2 separate regions of the Homo sapiens genome follow, and region 2 is linked to region 1. A link is a contact called in ENCODE Hi-C or POLR2A ChIA-PET data. All regions are on one chromosome and are shown on one strand. The core of a region is the stretch at or near the end of the contact, and the rest is flanking DNA. Distances in the headings are between cores, read along the strand shown. Region 1 holds the start of MIER2 (MIER family member 2). Region 2 holds the start of RNF126 (ring finger protein 126).

The links. A loop is a pair of places that touch in the nucleus more often than their neighbours do. ChIA-PET counts read pairs that join two places held with the same protein, here RNA polymerase II (POLR2A). Pooled maps may share reads with other maps.
Region 2: a loop to region 1 is called in a pooled map, with 11 times the contacts of the local background. The contact joins the promoter of RNF126 here to the promoter of MIER2 in region 1. A Hi-C loop is called at or near these places in 1 of 37 single-sample maps with no recorded cell type and 4 of 50 pooled maps. POLR2A ChIA-PET finds 5 or more read pairs at or near these places in 1 of 52 experiments (H1).

Annotation. Positions count from the first base shown.
Region 1 is chr19:343,404-349,266 of GRCh38, reverse strand. It overlaps MIER2 (MIER family member 2), which reads left to right and starts at 4,471. Exons shown (of 14, transcript NM_017550.3): 1 at 4,471-4,493. The coding sequence starts at 4,485. RefSeq lists silencers at 4,127-4,576, 4,647-4,696, 4,997-5,106 and an enhancer at 5,415-5,863.
Region 2 is chr19:661,371-667,201 of GRCh38, reverse strand. It overlaps RNF126 (ring finger protein 126), which reads left to right and starts at 3,988. Exons shown (of 9, transcript NM_194460.3): 1 at 3,988-4,155. The coding sequence starts at 4,081. RefSeq lists silencers at 3,662-4,141, 4,632-4,921 and enhancers at 4,972-5,021, 5,312-5,371, 5,512-5,601.

The sequences.
Region 1 (5,863 bases), core at 3,222-5,721:
AACTGCCGGCGCCTTGATCAAGGCTTTCCAGCCTCCAGAACTGTGATAAATAAATGTGTTCTTAAAATATGTATATATAAACTACCTCATCCGTGGTGCTTTATTACAGCAGCACGAATAGACTAAGTTTTTTTTTTTTTTTTGAGACGGAGTCTCGCTCTGTCGCCCAGGCTGGAGTGCAGTGGCGCGATCTCGGCTCACTGCAAGCTCCGCCTCCCAGGTTCACGCCATTCTCCTGCCTCAGCCTCCCGAGTAGCTGGGATTACAGGCGCCCGCCACCACGCCCGGCTAATCTTTGTATTTTTAGTAGAGATGGGGTTTCACCGGGTTGGCCAGGCTGGTCTTGATCTCTTGACCTTGTGATCCGCCCGCCTCGGCCTCCCAAAGTGCTGGGATTACAGGCGTGAGCCACCACGCCGGGCCTTGTTTGTTTTTTTAAACCTTTCAAAATGTGACTCATGTTTTGTGGCACGGGTTAGGTCTCCAGGAAATAGACTGCGAGACAAAGATTATGTGCAGGAATATTGTCGGGGTTACCCTTGGGGTCAACACCTGTCAGAGAGTGAAGGAAGCAGGGCTGGAGGGAGGGAGGAGCGAGCTGAGATGACCAAGCCGCCTCCAATCCTACAGGAGCTCTGCAGCCTCACGGTTGACCCCAGTTGGTCACAGGTGCCTGGGTCTTTATGGATCTGTACCAGCCAGTCGCTGATGTGGGCCGCCCCTCAGAGGGATACTTGACCCTGAGCAGAGGGGGAAGTTAGTGCTTGTGTAGGGGAGGGTTTGATGATGCACCCAGCATCCACCACAGGCCACCCCATGCACTACTCACAGCTCCTCCAGTATCTTGTGAGGCCTCTTTTTTCTAGGGAAAATTTGCAAGAACGACACTGCTTGGGTGAACTACAGCGTCCCCTGCCTCCCCGCCTCGGGGCTGCAATGGATTCATCACCCCCAGCTCCACCACGCAGTCTCCATCTGCTCCAAGAGGTGTAGCGATGCGGTGACCTGGACCCTCATCCCGGGACACCATGCCTCTGTCAAACTTGGGAGCTGCCCGGTGACCATGAAAACCAGGCAGAGAAGAAACAGGGAGCCTGGAGTGGAGGCACATGCAGGCGTATCTCCTCCAACGTGAGGTGTCCACTCAAACCACTGTGCCACGGCCAGGGGCACCCTCTCCAGCCTCTCCCCTTAAGCTCCCTGCTCAAGATTCGCTGCTCTTTATTTTCTGAGTTTTACTTCATTTTATGCTCATGGAATAATTGCAAGAATGAGTATAGTAGAAACCCTCCGTACTGGCCGGGTGCTATGGCTCACGCCTGTAATCCCAGCACTTTGGGAGGGTGAGGTGGGTGGATCACGAGGTCAACAGATCGAGACCATCCTGGCCAACATGGTGAAACCCCATCTCTACTAAAAATACAAAAATTAGCCAGGTGCGGCACATGCCTGCAGTCCCAGCTACTCCAGAGGCTGAGCCAGGAGAATGGCGTGAACCCGGGAGGTGGGGCTTGCAGTGAGCCAAGATTGTGCCACTGCACTCCAGCCTGGGCAACAGAGCGAGAATCCATCTCAAAAAAAAAAAAAAAAAAAAAAAGATTTACACAGGTTTATCTTTTCTGGCATTAACTTTTTTTTGTTGTTGTCGCTGTGGTTTTTTTTTTTTTTTTGAGACGGAGTCTTGCTCTGTCGCCCAGGCTGGAATGCAATGGTGCCATCTCGGCTCACTGCAGCCTCCACCTCCCGGTTTCAAGCGATTCTCTTGCCTCAGCCTCCCGAGTAGTTGGGACTACAGGTGTGCACCACCACGCCCGGCTAATTTTTTGTATTATTTTAGTAGAGATCAGGTTTCACCATGCTAGCTAGGCTGGTCTTGAACTCCTGACCTCGTGATCTTCCTGCTTCAGCCTCCCAAAGTGCTGGGATTACAGGTGTGAGCCACAGCGCCTGGCCTGTTTTGTTTTGAGATGGAGTTTTGCTCTTGTCGCCCAGGCTGGAGTGTAGTGGCGCAATCTCAGCTCACTGCAACCTCCGCCTCTCGGGTTCAAGTGATTCTCCTGCCTCAGCCTCCTGAGCAGCTGGGATTACAGGCACCCGCCACCACGCCCCATTGTGGCATTAACATTTCTGAAGAATACAGTCCCTCTTTTGTTTAACAGAATATTCCTTATTTGGGTTTGTCTGAAATTTCCTCATATGTAGATATGGGTTGTGCATTGCTGGCTGGATTCAGTGATGCCGTGTCCTGCTTTGGACACCACATCCAGGTGCACATGGTGTGCACCTGCCCTTTACCAGGGATGCTGAGTTTTATCACCCACCCAACAAGTGGCTTCATTTCTCCACTGCGACTAACAGTCTACGGAGACAGACTTTCAGACCTTAAAATATCCTTCACTCTTTTTTTTTTTTTTTTTTGAGACAGGTCTCACTCTGTTGCCCAGGCTGGGGTGCAGTGGCACAATCACTGCTTACCGCAGCCTCGACCTCCTGGGCTCAAGAGATCCTCCCACTTCGGCCTCCAGAGTAGCTGGGACTACAGGCACATTATCGTCATGCCCTCTAATGTTTAAAGTTTTTTTTTTTTTTTTTTGAAACAGTGTCTCACTCTGTTTCCCAGGCTGGAGTGCAGTGATCTTAGCTCACTGCAACCTCTGCCTTCCCAGGTTCAAGTGATTCTCTTGCCTTAGCCTCCACAGAATAGCTGGGATTATGGGCACTCGCCACCACGCCCGGATAATTTTTGTATTTTTAGTAGAGACAGGGTTTCACCCTGTTGCCCAGGCTGGTCTCAAACTCCTGACCTCAAGTGATCCTCCTGCCTCTGCCTCCCCAAGTGTTAGGATTAGAGGTGTGAGTCACCGTTCCAAGCCACAATACCCTTCTCTTCACCCAAGTCCTCATTTGACATCTATGTGATGATTCTTGCCAAGCCCTCTCCTAAGAGTCTTCCCTCGTTTTGCCAGGTGGACTCAAGCCCTTGTCTTCGGGCCCCTCCACCTGTTACAGCACAGCACCTCACTCTCTTATCTGTTCATGCTTCTCCCTGCTTCACAGGACCTCTGGCTACCCAGCACCCAGTTGAGGACTGCATAAGATATGTGTTTAGTTCACTGAATGACTGAATGAATAATAACAAATGAATAATAAAGGAAGGAACCAACTCTTGCACAAATCAGTGAGGACTCTTCAACACGAGGGCCAGAACCCTCAATCTCAATGATGTAAACCAAAAAAGGAGTGAGGGTAGACCCCTCCAGAGTGGTTCTTCTATCTCTTGGTTGGTGAATTCTCAGAGGACTGAGTAATGATTTTGCATCAGGAATCAAGGCTGATGCATGTCAAGTTCTCACTATTCATTGGCTGATCACTGGGAAACAGGAATGAGACTCATTCTCTTCTTCCTGGTCCCCAATTCCCTTCCTCCTGGTCCCCAATTCCCTTCTTCCTGGTCTCCAGTTCTCTTCTTCCTGGTCTCAGTAGGAACCGCCCTCCACTCATTTGCGCAAGCCAGACATCTGGAGGCCATCCTTCACTCTCTCCAGCTTCCCTCCATCAGCGAGTCTTGTGGTGTCCACCTTCTCAAGTCTCTCTGCACTCTGGTCCAGGCCCCACAGCTCCCACCTGGCCCCTGCCTCTTCACGCCCCACCCCTGCTTCCTATCCTCTCTCTGCATCGTGCGCCCCGAAGATTCACGGCACTTATCCGTCTCAAATTTAAGGTGTGGCGAGTCCTTGCCTTCCCATCCTCCACTCTAAACGCCCTGAAGACAGGCGTTAGGGCTGTCTCCTTCAAACCCTCAGGATCAGAACGTGCACGTGTTCCAGAAATGTTCAATCTGCGAAACGACGGACTGCAGAACCAAATGGCCCTGGGGTCAAGCCCACCTCCCTGCCTCCCGCCTTGGGCTCTCCGGCGCGGGGCCACCGTTTCTAAAACCTCTCCGACTGGTGCGCGTTCGCAAGCTCCCCGATTGGTTCCTCCGCGCGCTAGTTTGCTCATCACGGGTGCGAAAGTGCAGAAAATTCCAGAACCACGCAGCCCGGACACCAATTCTGGCTCTATCACTGACACTCTGGGTGGCCCGTCGCCCTGGGCCTCAGTTTCCTAGTCTGCCACGCGGGGTATTAACAGCGAGCAGCCGAGGGAATGAAGAGGTCACACAGGACCACGTGGTCCCCACGCAGGTGTGATTATCAGGAATTCGTATTTTTATGGAATGCAGTCTCCTCCGCCAAGGCCAAGGCCAAGATCAGGGTCCAGCAGAGACGGCCGGAAAGACACCGCAAGCTCGCCAGAAGCCGCCGGCCACGCTCGGCTGCGCGCCCGCGCCCGCGCCCGCGCACCTACTACGCGCCCGGCCCGCTCTCCGCCCCCTCCAGGCTCCGCCCCCTGCCCCGCCCTCCAGGCTCCACAGCCAATGAGTGCGCGGCCCCTCATCCGGGGATCCCGGCGCGGCCACCGCCTCCCGCGCACACACGGCCATGGCGGAGGTGAGTGAGCGGGCCGGGGGAGCCGGCCCCCCGCCCCCGCGCGTCCGCGCCCCCCGCCGCCGTGGCTCGGCCTCGTCGTGGGCCCCAGGGACGGAGAGCCCCGCTCTGGAGCTCTGAGGCCGGCCGGGGCGCCTGGCCCGTCCGGGGCCGGAGGGGCGCGGGGCTCCATCGGCGGCCGCCCCCGGCCGGCCCCCACCCCCCAACTCCCCCGGCTGCCACATCGCGGGCTGCAGTGCGCATGCGCGGCGGCGCGGGGCGGGCGGGGGCCGGGGTGGGGGAGGGGAGGGACGCGGGGCGGGGCTGGTGTCGGGGGTCCGGTGGGCGCGCGGCTCCGTTCCAGGGTCCGGCTCCGGTTCCCGGCCCCGGCCCGGGCCCCGCGGCGCGCAGGCCTCCCCTCCCGCGCCTTTGCCAACTTTGCCGAGTGCTGGGGCCGCCAGGCGCCCCGCGCTCCCCATCGGGATCCCGGTGGACCCACCGCGCCTCCGCCGCCCGCGAGCCCCCCGGCGGGGCTGGGTCAGACCCCGGGCGGGATTTGAACTCCCGACGCGGACCCGCCTGGCGCGAACTGGGCGCAGGGTGGGTGGGTCTGCCGGGGCCTAGAGAGCGTCGGGGCTGATCTCAGAAGAGTTGGACCAGCCTCTCCCGGGCACGAAGTTACTTCTGGAGCCTCCTCCCTCGTCCAGGAAACAAGCCCGGGACCCTTTATCTGAAATGTTTGGGACCAGCTATATTTTGGAATCCAGAATTTTTCCAATTTGAGGATCTGTGGGATTTTGGACTGTGATGTTTGATCAAACCCACCTAGGACTGTCTAGGATAAGACAACAGATAGCTTCGTGTCAGGTCAAACCAGGAAGGAAGAAACTTTCGCTTTTGAAGCTTTTTTTGATTTTGGAGTGGTGGATGAGCCTGTGTGGACTTGCTTTCACCTTGGAGGGCCCTGGTGAAGATGGAAAGAGATAATGTAGGTGAAGGTGCGGCGGCTGCGAGGTGCTCAGTCAGTGGGACTCAGTGCATGACTTCTGTGCGCAGAAGTTACGACAGGCGGGCAGACTCAAGAGCTGATCCTATCTCTGGGATAGAGCCCAAAGGAAAAGGTGCCCACCCAGCCAGGCACAGCCGCCTCGTGGGAAGCCGGGATTGGAACTGCGGCCTGGCCGTGGTGCCACGTTGCGTGTTTATGTCTTGGGCGTTGTGGGAGGCAGGACTGGCCATTCTCTCCCCCTGGTGACGACCTCAGGGGCAGTAACAGGCCCTGTGTTTATGCCAAAGACGGTGTAGGTGTCTCGATACTAGGCCAGACCACCGGCCAGTTCCTTCATCGAGAATTAGTTCTTCTTGAGACGCTTAGGGAGACTGAGTCCCCATGC
Region 2 (5,831 bases), core at 2,739-5,238, 320 kb before region 1:
AGAATGAGCTGTCAACACACCTCTCTGCCCCGGAGGGAGTGGCGCGTGTCATTCCTTTAGGAGTCCTCTCGTCTCATGTTTGCCGAGGCCCCCAGGGTTCACGGGGACGGGATCCTGAATTGAAAAAGGGGCTAAGAGAGCTCACGGAACCAAGCCCACACCTGTCGAGGTCCCTGGTGAGAGGAAATGGGAGAAACGGTGCCGTCTGTGGAACCAGGGTGGCCGGTGGGGCCTGGGGCAGGGTGCAAGTGTGTGCATTTGTGTGCAGCAGTGTCAGTGCCCACTGGCCGATTTGATCAATGTGCTACTGCCTTCAGGGAAGAGCAGCCTGCTTTTTGGTGTGTTTGGGATAAAGGGGTGGCCGGGCACTCTGGCTCACACCTGTGATCCCCACACTTTGGGAGGCCAAGGTGGGAGGATCCCGTGAGCCCAGGAGTTGGAGATCACTCTGGGCAACATAGCCAGATCCTATCTCTACAAAATAAAAATTTAAAACGATTAGCCTCACGCCTGTGATCCCAGCACTTTGGGAGGCTGAGGTGGGCGGATCACCTGAGGTCAGGAGTTGGAGACCAGCCTACTTAACATGGAGAAACTCCGTCTCTACTAGAAGGACAAAAATTAGCCGGGCGTGGTGGCACATGCCTGTAATCCCAGCTACTTGGGAGGCTGAGCCAGGATAATCGCTTGATCCTAGGAGGCAGAATTTGCAGTGAGCCCAGATCATGCCACTGCACTCCAGCCTGGGCGGCAGAGGGAGACCCATCTCAAACAAAACAAAACAAAACAAAACAAAACAAAAAAGATGGGGTCTCCATCTGTGGCCCAGGCTGGAGTGCAGTGGTCCGATCTCAGCTCACTGCAACCTCTGCCTCCTGCTCAAGTGATCCTTCTGTCTCAGCCTCCTGAGTAGGTGGGATCACAGGTGCCCGCCACCACACCTGGCTAATTTTTGTATTTTTAGTAGAGACACGGTTTCACCATGTAGCCCAGGCTGGTCTTCAACTCCTGGACTCAAGTGATCCTCCTGCCTCAGCCTCTCAAGGTGCTGGGATTACAGGCATGAGCCACTGTCCCCGGCCTAATTCTATTTTTGTAGAGACAGGGTCTCACTATGTTGCTCAGGATGGTTTTGAACTCCTGGTCTCAGGCGTGAGCCACCTCGCCCTGCTTAGTTTGATACAAAATCCCTACGTTCCTTCTCATTCCCACTGTGTTTCCAGCACCTGCTTGAGCCCAGCACACAGTAGACACTCGGCAACTGTTGGTGCATTTGGGAATCTACTGAACACCTACTGGTGCGCTGGGTATTGGCCTCACATATGGGGAGACGCCATTAATAACCCACAGATGTGAGGATGGCTGTGGGGGATGGAAAGGGGGCTCTGAGAAGTGGGGTGCAGTGGTGGATGGGGCAGCCTCCTAAAAACCAGGGGAAAGGGCCGGGCGCGGTGGCTCACGCCTGTCATCCCAGCACTTTGGGACGCCGAGGTGGGCGGATCACCTGAGGTCAGGAGTTCGAGACCAGCCTGGCCAACATGGCGAAACCCCAGCTCTACTAAAAATACAAAAATTAGCCGGGCGTGGTGGCGCATGCCTGTGATCCCAGCTACTCGGGAGGCTGAGGCAGGAGAATCGCTTGACCCCTGGAGGCGGAGGTTGCAGTGAGCTGAGATCGCACCATTGCACTCCAGCCTGGGCAACAGAGTGAGACTCCATCTCAAAAAAAAAAAAAAAAAAAAAAAAAAGCAGGGGAAGGAGAGGGGACTTGGGGAAGGGCACAGCCTTGCAAGGCCCAGAGGTGGGAACCTGCTTAGCCCACCCAAGGGGGCCAGTGAGGCTGGGGAGGGGTCAGCGAGGGGCAGGTGACTCGGGGCAGGCAGCAGAGCACAGAGAGGGCTGAGGAGGTGCCAGCGGTCCTCATGTCTGCTCCGAGCCAACGGAAAACCGTCAGGTTCTGCCGCCTTCTCAGAGGTTAGGCCACTTGCCTAGGGACACACAGCCAGTTCGTGGTTTGGCGTCGTTTGAACCAGGCCTGCTGCTCCTCCTGCACTTGCGGAGCGTGAAGGCTGGTGCAGGGGCTGCGTCTGGCAAGCCTCGCCCCTCCCCAGCCTGGGGTTTTCCTGGATTCCCAGGGACGGGGCCCGTGCGCTCTCTGGTGGTCAGAGCAGGAATGACTGGATTCGCGCTGCTGCAAAGACGACTGGAAGGAGGCTGAAGCCCCTGTCCCCAACCTCTGGACATTCAAAACCCTAAATGCAGGCCGGGCGCGGTGGCTTACGCCTGTAATCCCAGCACTATGGCAGGCCGAGGCGGGCGGATCACCTGAGGTCAGGAGTTTGAGACCAGCCTGGCCAACATAGTGAAACCCCGTCTACTAAAAATACAAAAATTAGGCGGGCGTGGTGGTGCCCAGCCTGTAATCCCAGCAACTCGGGAGCCTGAGGCAGGAGAATCACTTGAACCCGGGAGGCGGAGGTTACAGTGAACCGAGATTGCGCCATTGCACTGCAGCCTGGGCAACAGAGCCAGACTCCATCTCTAAAAAACAAACAAACAAACAAAAAATCTAAATGCACAGGCTCCAACTCTTAATTCCTCAACAGTCTCGCTCCAATGCCTCATTTTGCAGGAAGTCCAACTCCAACCAAATCCTATTCATCCCTCAGCCCTGGTTCCAATGTCCTTACCCCTCGGAAGCCCTCTCTCTCTTTCCCCAGGCAGAGCCAGAGTCACCCTTGAGTTCCACGCTCCTGTCCAATCTCATGGGACTGGGGGTATCTGCGTGCATTCAGCATAGGGTCTGGTGTGCAGTAGTTGCTCAATGAGTGTTGAGTGAAGAAAGAAATACACGCATGAGGCCGGGCGCGGTGGCTCATGCCTGTAATCCCAGCACTTTGGGAGGCCGAGGCGGGCGGATCACGAGGTCAGGAGTTCAAGACCAGCCTGGCCAAATATAGTGAAACCCCGTTTCTACTAAAAATACAAAAATTAGCCGGTGTGGTGGCGGGTGCCTCTAGTCCTAGCTACTCGAGAGGCTGAGGCGGGAGAATCGCTTGAACCCTCGGCAGGCGGAGGTTGCAGTGAGCCGAGATCGGGCCATTGCACCCCAGCCTGGGTGACAGAGTGAGACTCCGTCTCAAAAAAAAAAAGAAAAAAGAAATGCATGCATGATTGGGCCAGAACTAACCTCAGAAATGATCCTGGCCTGTGCTGGGTGATGATACCGTTTCTACTGATTAAATTTGGAAGCAGGGGTTAGGTTTCCTGCCTTCTCCGCACCCGAGAGGCGCCTGGGCCGTCAGCCCGTGGAGCATCTTGGAAACAAGGCCACAACCCACAGACCTCAGCCTCTGTCTGACCCCACGGGTCCCAGTGAGGCCCAGACAGCGCCCTGAGCCCCGGGTCTGCCTGTATTCCGCAGCGCTGAGGGAATGCCTGCTGTGTGTCAGGCGCTGCTGCGGGTCCAAAAATCCCTTTGCTGCGCAGCTGACCTGACAGTGCATCGGGAGGGAATCAGTGCCACGGAGCAGGAGGGCAGCAGAGAAGACCTTGTAAGCTGACATTTGAGCAAAGACCTGGAAGAAAGCCACGCGGGCGTCGGGAGAGCGCTGCACCGGGCAGCGGGCGGGGGAGAGGGCGCCTGGCGAGCCCCAGGAACGGTGGGGACAGTGGGCTGAAGTACCGTGAGGGGAGACGGCGATGAGGTAGGGAAGCACTGAGGGACACGAAGGCCTGGGCAGCTTCGGGAGGGGAGGAGGGCCTCGGCCCCGCCCCGCGCACGCCCCGCTTCTCGTCTCTTCCGCCGCCTGCTTTGGCCCCGCCCCCGCCGGAAGCCCCGCCCCCGCTTGGAGCCCCGCCCAACGGCCGGGCCTAGTTTGTCTCTCAGCGGCCACCGTCGCCCGGGCCGCTGCCCGCCGAGTACGCAGCTTTCGCCGCTCCCGCGCCCCCGCTCCGCCCCGCGTGCCGTGCGTGCCGTGCGTGAGCGTGCGCGGGCGCGTCGGCCGGCGAGGGAGCAGCAAACGGCCGGCGGCGGGTGCCGCGCGGGGGGCGGGCGGCGCGGAGTAGGTGGCGGCGGCCATGGCCGAGGCGTCGCCGCATCCCGGACGGTACTTCTGCCACTGCTGCTCCGTGGAGATCGTCCCGCGCCTGCCGGTGAGGCCCGGGCCGGGGCGGCGGGCGGCAGGGTCTGCGCCGCAGGCCTGAGGCAAGGCCGGGGCCGGGGTGGGGGTCGCTTGCGCCCGCCTCTTGCGCGAGCTGACCACGACGGGAAAACTGAGGCTCGGGGCAGCGCCGGCCCAGGCTGAATCCGCGGGGAGCCCGGGCGGTGCGCGCGCGAACCCCGTCCTGTACATGCGGGAGACTGAGGCCCGGGCGGGAGGCAGGGCCTGGCCGGAGCGGCGCAGCGGGATCGCGGCCGGGTGACCCCACATCCGCGGCGTTCCCGACCCGAGAGGCCGCGAGGATCCCAGGTGGGATCCCTAAGCCCGGTGAGCCTGGTTTTGCAAACGGAGAAACTGAGGCCCGGCGAGCAGAGAGAGGGTATTGCCCGGTGGCGCGGCGCGGGGCAGGGGCTGGGCCTGGCGGGGCTCGGACCCCGAGAATAACGCCAGGGGACCCCCGCCGAGCGCGTGGTTGGGGGCGCCGGCGCCTCGCTGCAGGCTCGCCTCGTGGAGCCCTGGCCGCCGCCTTGGAGGCAGGCCCAGGCCCGGAACGCCCCAGGCACTGTCCCGGGGTCCGACCGCGGCCCGCCGGCGGGGCTTTGTGAGCAGAGCCTGCGTTCCTCCCCTCCCGGGGCTTGGCTGCGCAGCCCACCCTTCCTCCAGGTGTTTACAGCCGCCCCTCACCGAAGAGGACCCTGGGCCTGGGCGTGCCGAGTGCTACTTCCTGCTCGTTTAGGGCAGTGTTTCCCACGCGGACCTGATGTCACCTTGGGGGAGGTGGGAGCAGCGCTCGTTGAAGGTGCTATTTCCAGGCCCCTTTTCCAGGGTTTCGGAGTCAGTAGGTGTGGAATGCGCTCAGCAGTCTGCATTTCTAATATTATTTTTAGGAATGGGGTCTCCCTGTGTTGCCCAGGCTGGTCTTGAACTCCTGGGCTCAAGCGATTCTTCTGGCTCAGCCTCCCAAAACGCTGGGATTACAGGTGTGAGCCACCGTGCCCGGCGGTGGTCTGCATTTTTAACCCGTGTTGCCCTTCGCCAGGCTGACGTGCAAAGTGGTGATTTAGTCGAGCCACCCGTGCTTTATAGATGGGGAAACTGAGGCGCGTGGTGGCTCAGCGGGAAAGTGGCAGAGCCGGCTCAGTCGGGAGCCGCTTGGCCAGCTTGAGGGGAGCAGCCGCAGGAGGTGGAGGGGTCTGGACTCCCCACCCTGTGCCCAGGGGAAGAGGCTGCAGGCATTGAGGATTTACTGTGCTGTGTACGTAGCCGCCCGGCTGTTGCTACGCTTTGACCCGTAAGAGAAGTCCAAGCCCCCCAGAAGCAGTGCAGTTCCCCGGGAGTAGAGACCCAGGAAGGGGCTGGAGGGAGTCAGGAGAAGCCGCCTGTCTCTGGGTCACAGAGGAGGAGCGAGTGCTAGAGTTGGGGCATGGCGGGAGAGCGGGGCCAGGCCCAGGAGTGGAAAGAGAGAGGTGTGGTTTCCTCTCTACTGAAGCCACAGGGCTTCCCCTCCCCAGCAGGAGGAACAAATAAAGTGAAATCTCGGGTGTGGGGCGAAGGTTGGGGAGCTGAGACTGAGCCTTGCCTTACTCCTCTGTCTCCCAGGGGTCTCGCTCTTGCCTCTTCCAGCTTTCTGTCCCCACTGGCCGTGGCAGGAGAGGCTGGTTGCCTGAC